Linked DNA regions of Homo sapiens: all the other regions are linked to region 2. The links are chromatin contacts, found by Hi-C or POLR2A ChIA-PET in ENCODE. All regions are on one chromosome and are shown on one strand. Each heading gives the region's core, a stretch centred on a gene start or an enhancer-like site at or near the end of the contact. The rest is flanking DNA. Distances are from core to core; before and after follow the strand shown. Region 1 holds the start of SMPD4 (sphingomyelin phosphodiesterase 4). Region 2 holds the start of SAP130 (Sin3A associated protein 130). Region 3 overlaps PTPN18 (protein tyrosine phosphatase non-receptor type 18).

Evidence for each region. Hi-C counts contacts between places; a loop is a spot of excess contacts on that map. ChIA-PET counts read pairs that join two places held with the same protein, here RNA polymerase II (POLR2A). Pooled maps may share reads with other maps.
Region 1: a loop to region 2 is called in a map of CD4-positive, alpha-beta T cell, with 8 times the contacts of the local background. The contact joins the promoter of SMPD4 here to the promoter of SAP130 in region 2. A Hi-C loop is called at or near these places in 7 of 168 maps with a recorded cell type or tissue (CD14-positive monocyte, CD4-positive, alpha-beta T cell, CD4-positive, alpha-beta memory T cell and 3 more), 4 of 37 single-sample maps with no recorded cell type and 17 of 50 pooled maps. POLR2A ChIA-PET finds 5 or more read pairs at or near these places in 2 of 52 experiments (both activated T-cell).
Region 3: a loop to region 2 is called in a pooled map, with 29 times the contacts of the local background. The contact joins the enhancer-like site here to the promoter of SAP130 in region 2. A Hi-C loop is called at or near these places in 2 of 37 single-sample maps with no recorded cell type and 8 of 50 pooled maps.

The regions. Positions count from the first base shown.
Region 1 is chr2:130,179,262-130,183,145 of GRCh38, reverse strand. SMPD4 (sphingomyelin phosphodiesterase 4) reads left to right here and starts at 1,544. Exons shown (of 20, transcript NM_017951.5): 1 at 1,544-1,616. It overlaps MZT2B (mitotic spindle organizing protein 2B), which reads right to left and starts at 884. Exons shown (of 3, transcript NM_025029.5): 1 at 694-884; 2 at 371-519. The coding sequence starts at 863. RefSeq lists silencers at 629-1,138, 1,649-1,788 and an enhancer at 1,836-2,632.
Region 2 is chr2:128,025,456-128,029,797 of GRCh38, reverse strand. It overlaps SAP130 (Sin3A associated protein 130), which reads left to right and starts at 1,739. Exons shown (of 21, transcript NM_001330301.2): 1 at 1,739-1,858; 2 at 3,500-3,617. The coding sequence starts at 3,506. RefSeq lists silencers at 1,052-1,201, 1,452-1,971, 2,072-2,411, 2,472-2,761.
Region 3 is chr2:130,371,090-130,375,340 of GRCh38, reverse strand. PTPN18 (protein tyrosine phosphatase non-receptor type 18) reads right to left here. Exons shown (of 15, transcript NM_014369.4): 12 at 4,054-4,142; 13 at 2,858-3,084; 14 at 2,394-2,468; 15 at 1-2,184. The coding sequence ends at 2,117. Among named protein-coding and RNA genes, the nearest start is that of PTPN18, 17 kb to the right of the region's middle. RefSeq lists a silencer at 2,408-3,157 and an enhancer at 2,884-3,511. Within about 2 kb of position 2,745, at least 36 of the 41 ENCODE cell types and tissues checked have a DNase peak (open chromatin) inside an H3K27ac peak, as active enhancers do.

The DNA of each region.
Region 1 (3,884 bases), core at 295-2,794, 2.2 Mb before region 2:
AACGATCCTCCCGCCCTGGGGTCCCAAAGATTATAGGCGTGAGCCAGGGCGCCCAGCCCCAAACTGTCTTGATTCCCGACGTTGTAGGATGAAGGCCTGAGTGAAGAGGTGGAGGGGAGCTAAGCGGAGGAGCCCTACCCAGCCTGGACCACCCTGGGGTACGCACTCTGCGTCCACCTGACCTGGACGTGCCTCCTAAGGCTGGCAGCGAAGCCCAGGAGCAGAGCCCACGGATGGGCCCTGCAGGTGCTGGGCCTAGACCGACAGACAGGCCTGGCCACTCAGGGCCACGCCGCCGCTGTGCCGCGCCTGCCCCCTCCCCGCCCGCCACCCCCGCCACTGGGGCAGGGACAGCGGGCCCAGCTCTGACCTCGGGTCTCGGGCACGCTCGACGTGGGCAGAGACACGGCCGCAGGGTCCTGGGGCTCGCTCGCTAGCCTCTGCCCGGCACACATGGACTTGAGCATCTGGAAGACGGCGAGGGGGGCCACGTTCAGCTTCAGCAGGTCCACCAGGATCCTGGCGGGGACAGACGCGGGGCCGGTGAGCCCTCTCCGCCCGGCGCGGCCACCTCCCTGAAGACCCGACAAGGACGGGGGCGGGGGCTCCTCCCGACCAGCGGGCCGGGCGTACCCGGAAAGCAGAGGTCGGGGGGTGTCTGGCTAGCATGCGGCCCCCACCCGCCCCGCTCACTTGAACACGTCGGGGTCGATAGCGCCGCCCGCCGCCTGCGCCAGCTCGTACAGCTCCATCTCCTCGGTGCTCAGCACCTTCTTCCGCCGCAGCGCCAGCTTCTGCCGGGCCGCCTCCAGCCCCGGGGGCGCCGCCGACCCCGGCCCAGGCCCTACGCCCTGCGCCGCCATCCCCGCGGCCCGCGGAAAGGTGCGCTCCGCCCCGCCGCGCCCCCTAGCGGCTGCGCCCACCACCCTCTCCCTGCAGCGTCAACGTCTGGCCTCCCGGGCTGCCCTGGCGGGAGGGGCGGGAGCGCGGGGACGGGGCCGCCTCCGCGGCGTCATTGAAGCCCAACAGTTATTGGGCGCTCACGGTGTGCTGAGCGGCGCTCTAGGAGCCGGGAGTGGCATGGCGGACCGCAGGGGTCCGCTGCTTGGCGATCTGGGCCTCCCTGATAGACTGCATTGGTCGTGCTCGCTTAGGTGGCAGCACCCAGCCCAGTGCCAGGCATACATTGGGCGCTCGGTAAATGCCTCTTTCAAGAAAGCGTGCAATTTTCTGGTCCGCACCGGTGCACCACTAGGGGTCGCTTTTCGGGGCGGGCGGGGGGAAGGGGGGGGCACTAATCAACAATACTGCTTACGCGCACGCGGATTCCTTGCTGGGGAGAAAGTACCTTGGGGCGCCGGAGGCCGCCACAACGCAGGCGCATTCAGCTAAGGACCACTCCCTCCCCCGCACTCCTGCCTCGCCATTTCTCTTCCCCGCCCGGCCGGCCTTCGCTTTGCGCACGCGCCTTTTGAGGTAACGGCCCAAAGAGGTGGAAGCGCTTTTCCCGCCCGGCCGCGGGGCGTGGCTCTGCGCGCAGCTTGATGACGACTTTCGGCGCCGTGGCGGAATGGCGGCTTCCATCTCTGAGGCGAGCGACGCTATGGATCCCACAGGTGAGTGGCGCGGGATGCGCGCCTGAGACGGTCCGGCGCCCTGGGGGCTTCCCCGAGCCCCTGCGGAGGCCATCTCCGTTCCTCCGCGAGCCCCAGGACTCGGGCCGGCCAGCCGGCTCTGCCCAGGCAGGGCAGGCTGGGGAGTGGAGGGCCCCGGTTGAGTCTTCTGCCACCCCTCTGGGCCATGCCTTTGTGCCACCTTCCCGCGCGGCTCGTACACTCTGTCCCGGTCCGGTAGGTGTTCGCTGAAGGTTAACCTTCGTTGAAGGAATTGAGGGAAGGAGAGCTTTGTGTTGAAGTTGAGCCTTGGGCTCAACAGGCGGTGTGGGTGTAAGAGCCGGGTGTGGGTCCCAGCTCGACCCTTCCCCTGTGTGCTCCACATCTCCGAGCCTTGGTTTTGGAGGCTCCCGAAGCCCAATTGGCAGGAGAGTTGGGAACAAGTGGGCGCGTGCTGTTAAGGGAGGTCTTGGCATGACAGAATTTGCTTGGAATGATTAGCGTTGCCCAAGGGCTGTCGCTGTCAGAAAAACAAAACAAAACAAAAAACAAACGGGGTCCGAAGCAGCTCCTGGAGAAAATAGGTGTTGGAGAGTCGCCATGAAGTGGACTCTAGGTGCATGGCACGCAGAGACCTGTGACGGGGGAGGGTGGCCATGGCAGAGTCAGATAACAGGGGTGTGGGAGACACCTCTTGGGAATTCTCGGGTTTGAATTTCCTTTCTTGGAAATTTCCTAGAAATTCCTCTGGGCCTCATTCTTTCAGTCGCTGCCCATGAAAGCTTCTTCTGAGCAGAGATGCTCTCCCCTTCATCGTCTCTAGAGCTCCGCACTTACCGAACAGTCCACAGTTTAATGCTGCTTTGATCATTTTGTAGTAGTGCAGCGTTTTCTTGACCAAGTGCCTTAGGACTGAGGCGTTTTTCTTTAACACTGCAGTTGATAGCTAGGTTAAGAATTGAGGCCGGGAGCGGTGACTCACGCCTGTAATCCCAGCACTTTGGGAGGCCCAGGCGGGTGGATCACGAGGTCAGGAGTTCAAGACCAGCCTGGCCAAGATGGTGAAACCTCGTCTCTAGTAAAAAATACAAAAATTAGCCGGGCGTGGTAGCGGGCGCCTGTAATCCCAGCCACTTGGGAGGCTGAGTAAGAGAATTGCTTGCACCCGCGAGGCGGAGGTTGCAGTGAGCTGAGATCGCGCCACTGCACTCCAGCCTGTGCGACAGAGCCCAGAGCGAGACTCCGTCTGAAAAAAGAAAAAGAGAAAGCTGGCCGGGCGCAGTGGCTCACGCTTGTAATCCTAGCACTTTGGGAGGCTGAGGCGGGCGGATCACGAGGTCAGGAGATCGAGACCATCCTGGCTAACACGTGAAACCCTGTCTACTAAAAATACAAAAAACAATTAGCCGGGCGTGGTGGCGGGCGCCTGTAATCCCAGCTACTAGGGAGGCTGAGGCAGGAGAATGGCGTGAACCCGGGAGGCGGAGCTTGCAGTGAGCCCAGATCGCGCCACTGCACTCCACTCTGGGCGACAGAGCGAGACCATCTCAAAAAAAAAAAAAGGAGAAAAAAGAAAAAGCGGCCGGGCATGGTGACTCACGTCTGTAATCTCTGCACTTTGGGAGGCCGAGGAGGGCTGATCACGAGGTCAGGAGTTTGAGACCAGTCTGGCCAACATAGTGAAACCCCATCTCTACTAAAAATACAAAAATTAACTGGATGTGGTGGCATGTGCCTGTAATTCCAGCTACTCGGGAGGCTGAGGCAGGAGAATTGCTTGAACCAGGGAGTCGGAAGTTGCAGTGAGCCGAGATCATGCCATTGGACTCCAGCTTGGCAACGGAGCGAGACTCCATCTCAAAAAAGAATTGAAAAAGTCGGCACTTTGGGAGGCTGAGGCAGCGGATCACTTGAGGCCAGGAATTTGAGACCAGCCTGGCCAGCATAGGGAAACCCGCCTCTACTAAAAATAGAAAAATTAGGCAGCCTGTGGTGGCAGGCCCCTGTAATCCCAGCTACTCGGGAGGCTGAGGCACGAGAACCGTTTGAACTTTGGAGGTGGAGGTTGCAGTGAGATGATGGAGTGAGACTCAGTCAAAAAAAGAAAAAAGAGGCTGGGCGCGGTGGGTCATGCCTGTAAGCCCATCACTTTGGGAGGCCGAGGCAGGCGGATCACGAGGTCAGGAGATCGAGACCATCCTGGCTAATACAGTGAAACCCCGTCTCTACTAAAAATACAAAAAAATTAGCCGGGTGTGGTGGCCAGTGCCT
Region 2 (4,342 bases), core at 490-2,989:
TCTGGGCTCACAGCAACTTCTGCCTCCCGGGTTCAAGCAATTTTCCTGCCTTAGCCTCCTGAGTAGCTGGGATTACAGGAATTTGCCACCATTCCCGGCTAATTTTGTATCTTTAGTAGAGATGGGGTCTTTCCCATGTTGGTCAGGCTGGTCTCGAACTCCTGACCTCAGGTGATTCGCCTGCCTCGGCCTCCCAAAGTGCTGGGATTACAGGCATGAGCCACGTGCCTGGCATATATATATGTTTAGTGGGGTGTGGTGGCATGCGCCTGCAGTCCTGGCTACTCAGGAGGCTGAGGCAATAAGTTAGTTGAGACAAGGAAGTCGAGGCTGCAATGAGCTGTGATCACGCCACTGGACTTCAGCTTGGGCTGAACTGAGAACCTGTCTCAAAAAAACAAAAAACAAAAAGGATGACATTTGAAACTGTGGAAATACATTAAACCATTTAGGAAGGCAGTATAGCATTAGCGTGTTGGAGCCCTGAAGAATGCTGTATTTATGAGAAAGAGGAGGTATAATGGAGCTTGACATAGGAGTAGAAGCAGGAGACAGCCTGGTTCTAGAGGCCAAGGGAAGACATGAGGAGGAATTACTACTGGTCAGTAAGCTAAACAAGATGAGATCTAAGTGAGGACCGATGGGTTTGAAGTTGAGTAGGTGTTGGCAACTTTTGGGGAGCAGTCTGAGAAGAGTGGCAACTCCAAAAGGGATAAGGACTGCCTAGGCAGAGAGGAGGCTGAAGTCTATCACAGGAGTCACTCTTTAGAAGTTTGAGAATGAAGGCATGAAGGTGGAAAAGGAAAGTGGCTTGAAGAGGAGGAGTATCTGAGACTCATCCCTGGGCTATAGCCAGGAGCTACTCTCTTCTAACCAAGCAGTTGTCTTACACAGCTGTGCATGATAGGAAGAGGGGGGTTTGAGCCCCATTTATTTCCTAACTAATCACAAAACTCCAGGCCTAAATTACCATCTGGTAAGGGAAGAGGGAGACTTAATCTCTTATCAGACACAAATGTGGCCTCAAAAGATATGGCTAAGTCTTCTACAGGTGCATAAACTCCAACCCTGAACCCCAAGCAAAATGACAAAATAAAACTGCCCCCTTCAGCTCCTTTATAATCCGGAAAGCGCGCGCAGGTGCGCCCCGGCCGCCCAGAGCCCTGCGCCCTGCCGGCCTGCTTTCACAGAGCCGCGCCCGCGCTGCGCCTGGCGGCTCCCGCCGCGCGTAGGCTGTGCCGACCGCGGTTCCCGGTGGGGACACCGAGTCCCACTCGCGGCATAGGGAGGCGGGCACCGTCACGACACTGGCCCGGCCCGCGGATCCCTTGGCCGCCGCAGTTGGCCTCCATTACCCTTTCCCGCGCCGCGCCTCCCCGCGGGGAAAATGAAACCCAGTGCCCTCAGGTTAAGGCATAGGGTGGGATCCACTGTCTTCTCACTTAGCCAAGAGAAAAGGCAGAACCGACTTCAGACAGCAAAGGGGTGTGTTGCCCTGGCCGGGTCGCCTGCGGCCCCGCCCCGGCGCTCTCCACCTCCTTCGCGGCCCGCCCTCCTGACTCCGGCGACTACATTTCCCACAGGACGCCGCGGCTCAGAGGGGCGGGCCCGTCCGCTCTCCCGCTCACGACCACCGGCGACTGGCTGACTCGGCAGGGGGCGGGGCCTGCGCCAGCCAATAGACGGGAGGCTCGTTACGGCGGCGGAAGCAGCGGCGCTGGAGTGAGGGGTGGGGGGCAGAGTGCTAGCTCCCCGGCGGTGGCTGCGGGTCCGGAGCCTGGGGACGTCGGCCCCACAGACGGAGAGCGCGCGGGAGCGAGCTCAAGGCGGCGCGGCGGCCACTGGGCGCAGCACCCAGGTAATGGCGGGACGGGCGCCCGGGAGGGAAGGGGAGGAGACGAGGGGGCGGGGCGGCTGAGCCGGGCTGCAGCGTCCGTCCCGTTGCGCGTCCCCGGGGAAGGGCAGAGGATCCTCGTCTCCTGCGGCTCGGACCGCGGCTCTTTCGCGAGCTGGTCACGGCGGTTGGGCCGGCGACAGGGGCTGGGTGTCCTGTGGCGAGGAAGGGAGAGGCACCGGGAGGGGTGGGCTGACCCGGGCGTGGGGGCGTGGCGGACGTGGGCCTTGGCGGGGAAGCAGAGCGGCCGGGGGAGCGCGGGCGGGCGGGCGGGCGGGCGGCCGGCCCAGGGAGTTTGGCTCCTGGAGCAGTTTAAAGTGACTCTCCACATCCGGGCCCTGCGCCCGCCGCTTTCAGACCCTGGCTGAGGCGGGGCCTCCCCGCTCCCCGCCCCCTTCGCCGGGGGCGCCTGTCTTCCTCTGCCATTGGCTCAGCCTCGAGGGGTTTGGGCTGCCCCGGCCAGGCTCGCGCCTGATTGGCTGGCAGTCGGCGGGAGGGTGGGGCGGGCTCTGAACGTGCAGGTCGCTGTGGATTGGTCCTGGGCCTCCACTGACGCGTCGGGCGTGGGGCCAATGGGCGGGCGGGGGAGGCAGGGGCAGGTTCGGGGGAAGAGGACTGCGAGCACAGCGGCGGCCGGGTGGCGGGGGTGAGTGGGGCCAGCGGGGCTGGACAGCAGCGGGCCCCGGGCGCCGCCGCCGCGATCCCTCCCCGCGCCCGCCGAGCACATCGCCGCCGCCGAGATGGGCCCTCCGCGGCACCCCCAGGCCGGCGAGATAGAAGCGGGCGGTGCGGGCGGCGGGCGGCGGCTACAGGTAAAGAGGCACAGTGCTCGTCTTGTGGTCGGGTCCCCAGATCGCCCGTCCGCACCCCCACCCCGGAGACGGGGGTCTCACACTCCGAGGTGTCTGGAAACCGGCGTCCTCCGGTCTCAGCGGGGGCTTCGCGGTGGGGTGGGGTTGCGGGCGAATCGGGAGATCGCTTGGCTCCTGAGGGAAAAGTGGGGGGCGATTTTAGGGAAGATGGAGAAGGTGTAGGGTCCTCTGGCTCTGTGAGGGGATCTGTGGAAGAGAAGGAAAAGGAAATCCGTAAATGGAGGCCTTTGCCGAAAAGCATTGGAGAATTCCTTTTGCATCGGGTCTGGATGTAAGATATCGGATCTTTTCTTAGGGCTGGATATCTTCCTCCGAATGTTCCTATGACATACTAATCACAGTTCTGTTCACCTTGGTGTGAGATTTGAGTGTTTCAAAGAGACATGCCATTTTCCATAAAACTTTACACAGAGAAATACACATGCATTGTGGTAATACCTGTCATGTGACTCTTGTACAGGATTCAATGGTGATTTTTTTAGCATAGCAATCCACAAGTATTTATGGAGGGTCATAGTACCCGCCAGCTCCGTATAAACAATATTTGTAGAAAACTTAGGTAGTTTAGATAATGTCTGCATTTATATTGATCCCAAGTTATTGTTTTTAAATAAATGATGCAGCATTTGCTTTTCCAAGGGACTATCTCATAGGTACTAAAGATGCTTTAATTTCTCAGTATTGATTCAGATCTCAGAATCTAGTAATAACCATATAACTGTATGTACTACAGGTGGAAATGAGTTCTCAACAGTTTCCTCGGTTAGGAGCCCCTTCTACCGGGCTGAGCCAGGCCCCTTCTCAGATTGCAAACAGTGGTTCTGCTGGATTGATAAACCCAGCTGCTACAGGTGAGATATGTAATATTCTAATATATTTTTTCCTACTTTAAGAATATTACCAGTTTTCTAACTTAAAAATTAGCAGATTCTTCTAGGATTTTAGTAAATTCTTGTTTCTTGAATTTGAAGAAAGGGTATATTACTATTCTAATTTAAACAAGGCTTTTTTTCCTTCCTGTTTTAACCACTTCATTCACATAGAGTACACATGCAACTTATAGCAAAGCGTGCCTGTAAGAACTGTTTTTGAAATGCATTAATATATTCTTGTTTAATTAATGTCCAGGAGTATAGCATTAGTGCTGTGAGGGAGCCCAGAGGTGTTTAAGGAACAGATCTTGTCTTTTAGGGGTTTATTATCTAGGAAAAGAAGTGGAAAACAAAGGATATGCGGTTTCCCTATGGTGTCTGTGGGGGATTGTTTCCAGGACCCACCTTAGATACCAAAATCCATGATGCTCCACTTTCTGATGTAAAATGGTATAGTGTTTGCATATTACCTATACCTATCCTCCAGTATATTTTAAATCATCTCTAGATTACTTGTAATACCTCCTACAATGTAAATGGTATGTAAATAGTTGTTATACTGTATTGCTAAGGGAATAATGACAAGAGAAAAAAGTCTGTATGTGCTTAGTACAGATGCAAGCAGGGTTTTTTTCCCCCCCTGAATATTTAACATCCAAAGTTGGTTGAATTCACATCAGGGAACCCATGGATACAGAGGGCTG
Region 3 (4,251 bases), core at 1,496-3,995, 2.3 Mb before region 2:
TTCCCATGCCCCTATTCCCAAGAAGAGGGCATGTGGATCGTACCAGCTGGGCAGGCAGTGGGTCTGCATCCCAGGAGAGGGACCCGAAACTGGGAGACTTGGAGATTTTATCAGGGCTGTGGAGGACCTGCCTTTCTTCTCCTCCAGAGATAGATGACTCATTATCCAGCAACACAGAGGTCAGCACCGACCTCACCAGCAGCAGGCTCACAGGAGTGGCAGGGGCATTGGGAGAGTGGGAGGCAGCACAGGGTCAGCTCTTTCACGAAAACAGAGAAACGGGGCAGCTCTAGAGTGGGAGTAGGGGCACAGAGAACAGGAAGGAAAGGCGGCCGGCGAAGGTATGATATCACACCAGCTCCCACTGTGGGCACCCAAACCCAAGCCTCCTGGGAAAGTCTGGGAACTGTTAAAAATCCACACCTCAGCATCACCCTGCCAAGGGGTGGGGTGGGGTATGTACACATCCCCATCATTCCTTGATTGAAGGCTGCAGGAGAGTGGAGTTCATGCCAAGGCACTTGAGATCGACCATGGATGCAGCCAGGCAGAGGCAGAGGAAGGCCAGCCCTATCCCAGAGAAGGGCAGGACAGGGGTGGACATGGGGCCCAGGGCACTGTGGCAGTGCATACAGGGACCTGGGCAGGCACAGTGTCAGTCAGAGGTCCAGAGACCTGAAAGTGAGAGGGGCGGGACCCTTGAGGTTCAGGGAAAGAGCATCTTATACTTTTTCCATTTTGCAGTGACTTGGAGATTTGTCCACACCAGTGCACAGAGACGTGTCCTCCTTTTATTTCTTTTAACAGCCGCTTAATGTTTTATCCTAGCAGGAACCCTACCATGGGCCATTTAAAGTGTTTCAAATCTTAGGGGGCTGAGCCTGGTGGCTCACACCTGTAATCTCAGCACTTTGGGAGGCTGAGGCAGGAGGATTGCTTGAGGTTGGGAGTTCAAGACCAGTCTGGGCAACATGGCAAAAACTCATTTCTTAAAAAAAAAAAAAATTAGACCTGTAGTCCCAGCTACTCGGCAGGCTGTGTGAATAGTAAGGGGTCAGTCTGGTTGGGAGTCTGTCTGGCGGGGGTCTGGCTGGGGTCTGCCTAGATAGGTCCTGATTTGCTGGGGGTCCATCTGTCTGAATAGCTGGAGATGTGTACTCATTTGGGGGACTTGTCTGTCAATCTGGAGGATCATGTCTGACTAGCTGGGGTCCATCCATCAAGACATCAAGATGAGAGTCTGGCCGGCTGGCTGGGATGTCAGGATTCCATGTGGCTGATGTCTGCCTGTCTGGCAGTCCATCTGGTTGGTTAGGAGTCTGTCTGGCCAGAAGGTCTGTCAGCCAGCCAGCCCACCTGAGGGTGGGGGTGGGGTCTGAGAACTCTGTGTATCTGTTCAGCAGGGGATCTGTTTATATCTGTCTAGTAATCTAACTTAGGGGGTCCACCTGGCTGTCCAGCTAGCAGAGATGTCTGTCTTTTGGGGGCTCTGTTTGGTGGTCTCTCTGGCTGCACTGGTCTATCAAGCTGTTGGCTGGTCTCTCTCTCTCTGGCTGGGGATCCCTTTGTCCACCTGTGGACTGTATCTCTGAAGCTTTGGCTGTCTGTCCAGGTTGGTGGTCCATCTGTCTGTCTGCCTATCTGGAGGTCTTTTTATCGGTCTGCCTGGGGTTAATCTGCTTGGCTGTGGTTATGCCTGGCTTAGTTCTGCCTGGATGGCGAAGTGTCCATCCACTTCTCTGTGTGGTCCCCTGAGTGTCCAAGTGAGGGAGGCTCAGGTGCTGAGGATGGACTAGTGCTGTGTGGTGAGGAGAGCAGTCTCCGGAAGCTCATCTGTCCCTTCTCCCCTTCATAACTCAGGGGTCATGCCCCTTCCTGATCTTCTTTCTTGAATCTGCTCTGTGCAGCCTCACCAGCCACTATACCCTAGCTACCTCCTCCAGCCTCAAGCCTTGAATGCTACAGTCATTGGGGCAAAGCCCCCACATTTCCCACCCTGAGAAACTTTAACTTTGATCCAGGCCCACTGTTTCCATTCTGCGCACGGCGCTCAGCAGCACCGGGGCATCAGCAGTCCGAGCTCACAAGAGGCAACAGGCAGGAACTGGCGTTAGACTTACACCCGGGTCCACTCAGCAGGCGGGTCCCGGGGACCCTTCGGCCTCCCAATGCGCAGGTTGAAACCTGGGAGAAGAAGGGTGCCGTGGGTCTCATGGAGAAGCTGAGGTGTGTGGAAGCTGGCAGACATGAAGAAGGCCATCCCCCCGCCTCCAGGTCCTCCTGGTTCACTGCAGCCACATCCACAGGACTAAGCTCCATGCCCCATCAACCCCAGACTCCTGGGTTCACTCAAAGCAGCAAAGTCCCAGCAACCCAGGCTCTACCTGACTTACCTAGCCCACCGGTCTGAGCTCCACCCGCCACGTCCTCGTAGGCGCCAGATCCGGCAGGACTTTGGTCAGCAGGAACTGAGGGCAGCAGACCCCCCACGGGTCAGCTCCGGAAGCCCCAGGGAGTCCCAAGACCCCACCCCTAGCGGGGACGCTTCCCCGGAGGCCCGAAGGGGAGAGCCGAGGGCGCCGGGCGGGAGAAGGCACACACCCCGGACGTGGCCTCCAGCCTTTGGGCGCGGCCAAGACAAGTATTGCCAGGAACCCTGCCCCTGGACCGCGACTGCGACCGCCAGGGGGCGCTTCCGGGGCGTGGCCAGGGACGCCTGGACATCAGCGTCGGGGCGTGGCCAGGCTAGCGGCTGGGGTCCCCGCGGCCGCCAGGGCCTGACGGACCACTGCAGGATGGTTCCGCCCTGCGGATCACAGCAGGATGATGCCCTGAGAAGGAGCAAGCCTCGACTCACCGCGGCCAGGCAGCGTCCCCCTCGCGTCCTCCGCGTGCGCCCCGGGTCGCTGGGCGCGCGGCGTCACCTTGCTGTAGAGCGGCGCCTCCTCCGCGCTGCGCGCCCCCGTCCCCGTCCCCGTCCCCGTCTGCGTCCCACTCCCGGCGCCCGCTGGAGCCCCGCGCTTCTGCACCACCGCGTAGGTGTCAGCCATGGCGTGGCCCGGGGACCCGGGCACAGAGATGCTCCTGCAGGCAGGGAGGGCCGGGAGGAAGTGAAACGGCGGCGCTGGGCAGGGCGGGAGTGGGGAGGCTGCTCAGCGCGCAAACCACGGGCTTCCTTCCCGCCGAGGCGGTGCGCTAGATGGGAGGGAGGGCTCCTTGGGTTGGAGGCCTCGCTTCTGTGTCCCTAGCGCCCTGCAAGTTAGGGGGATGAAGGAGGAACGGGGTCAGCCTGGAGGGTAATTTGGGGCAGAGTGTTGGTTTGAGGGGTGGTCATTTCTGTGTCAACGTCTACTGAACAAAAGAATGCGGAAGTGGCATAGAAGACAGGAAGGGATGGCCGCAAGGACAAGGGCCTTAAGTCTCCGCTGCGAAGGCGGCTCAATCCCATGTCCGCAGCACCCAACGTGCGGCCTGACAAGAAGGCGGCGTCTAGAATTATTTGCTGAATTTTTTTTGTTGTTTTTTTGAGACAGGATCTCGCTCTGTCGCCCAGGCTGGACTGCCGTGGTGCGATCTCGGCTTACTGCAACCTCCACCTCCCGGGCTCAAGCGACTCTCCTGCCTCAGCCTCCGGAGTAGCTGGGATTACAGGCTCTCACCAGCACGCCTGGCTAATTTTTGTATTTTTAGTAGAGACAGGGTTTCACCATGTTAACCAGGCTGGTCTCCAGCTGGGCTCAAGTGATCCGCCCTCCTTGGCCTCCCGAAGTGCTGGGATTACAGGGGTGAGCCACCTGAATTAAGGTTTGATTAGAGGATCCAGGAAAGGCCTAACTCAGAAGGCAGGGCAAGCCTTAGAGGCAGAGGCAAGGGGTAAATGAATCATCTTGGGATAATTGAATCATCTTGGGGTGGGTTCCCAGAGCTCAATTCGAAGAAAGGGCCAGCGAACACTTGGCGAAGTGAACAAGGAACGGACTGGTGTTCCAAGGATGAAGAAGGGGTTAGCCTGAGAAATTGGGCAGGGAAGAATCCGGGGATGGAGCCGGGTACCTGAGGACCCCTCCTGGTGGGCGGGGTATGGCGAGAAGTGCCTGGGGAGTCCGGAGGAAGAGGGCATCGTCGTAGAGTGGGGCACAATTCTGAAGAAAAACAGGAGGGGAGGCTCCTGAGGGAGGAAGCTGGCCAGGCCTCTCAAGGGGCTCTGGGAGAAAGCTTAAGATGGGAGAGCCTGATAAGGATGCCTGGAGG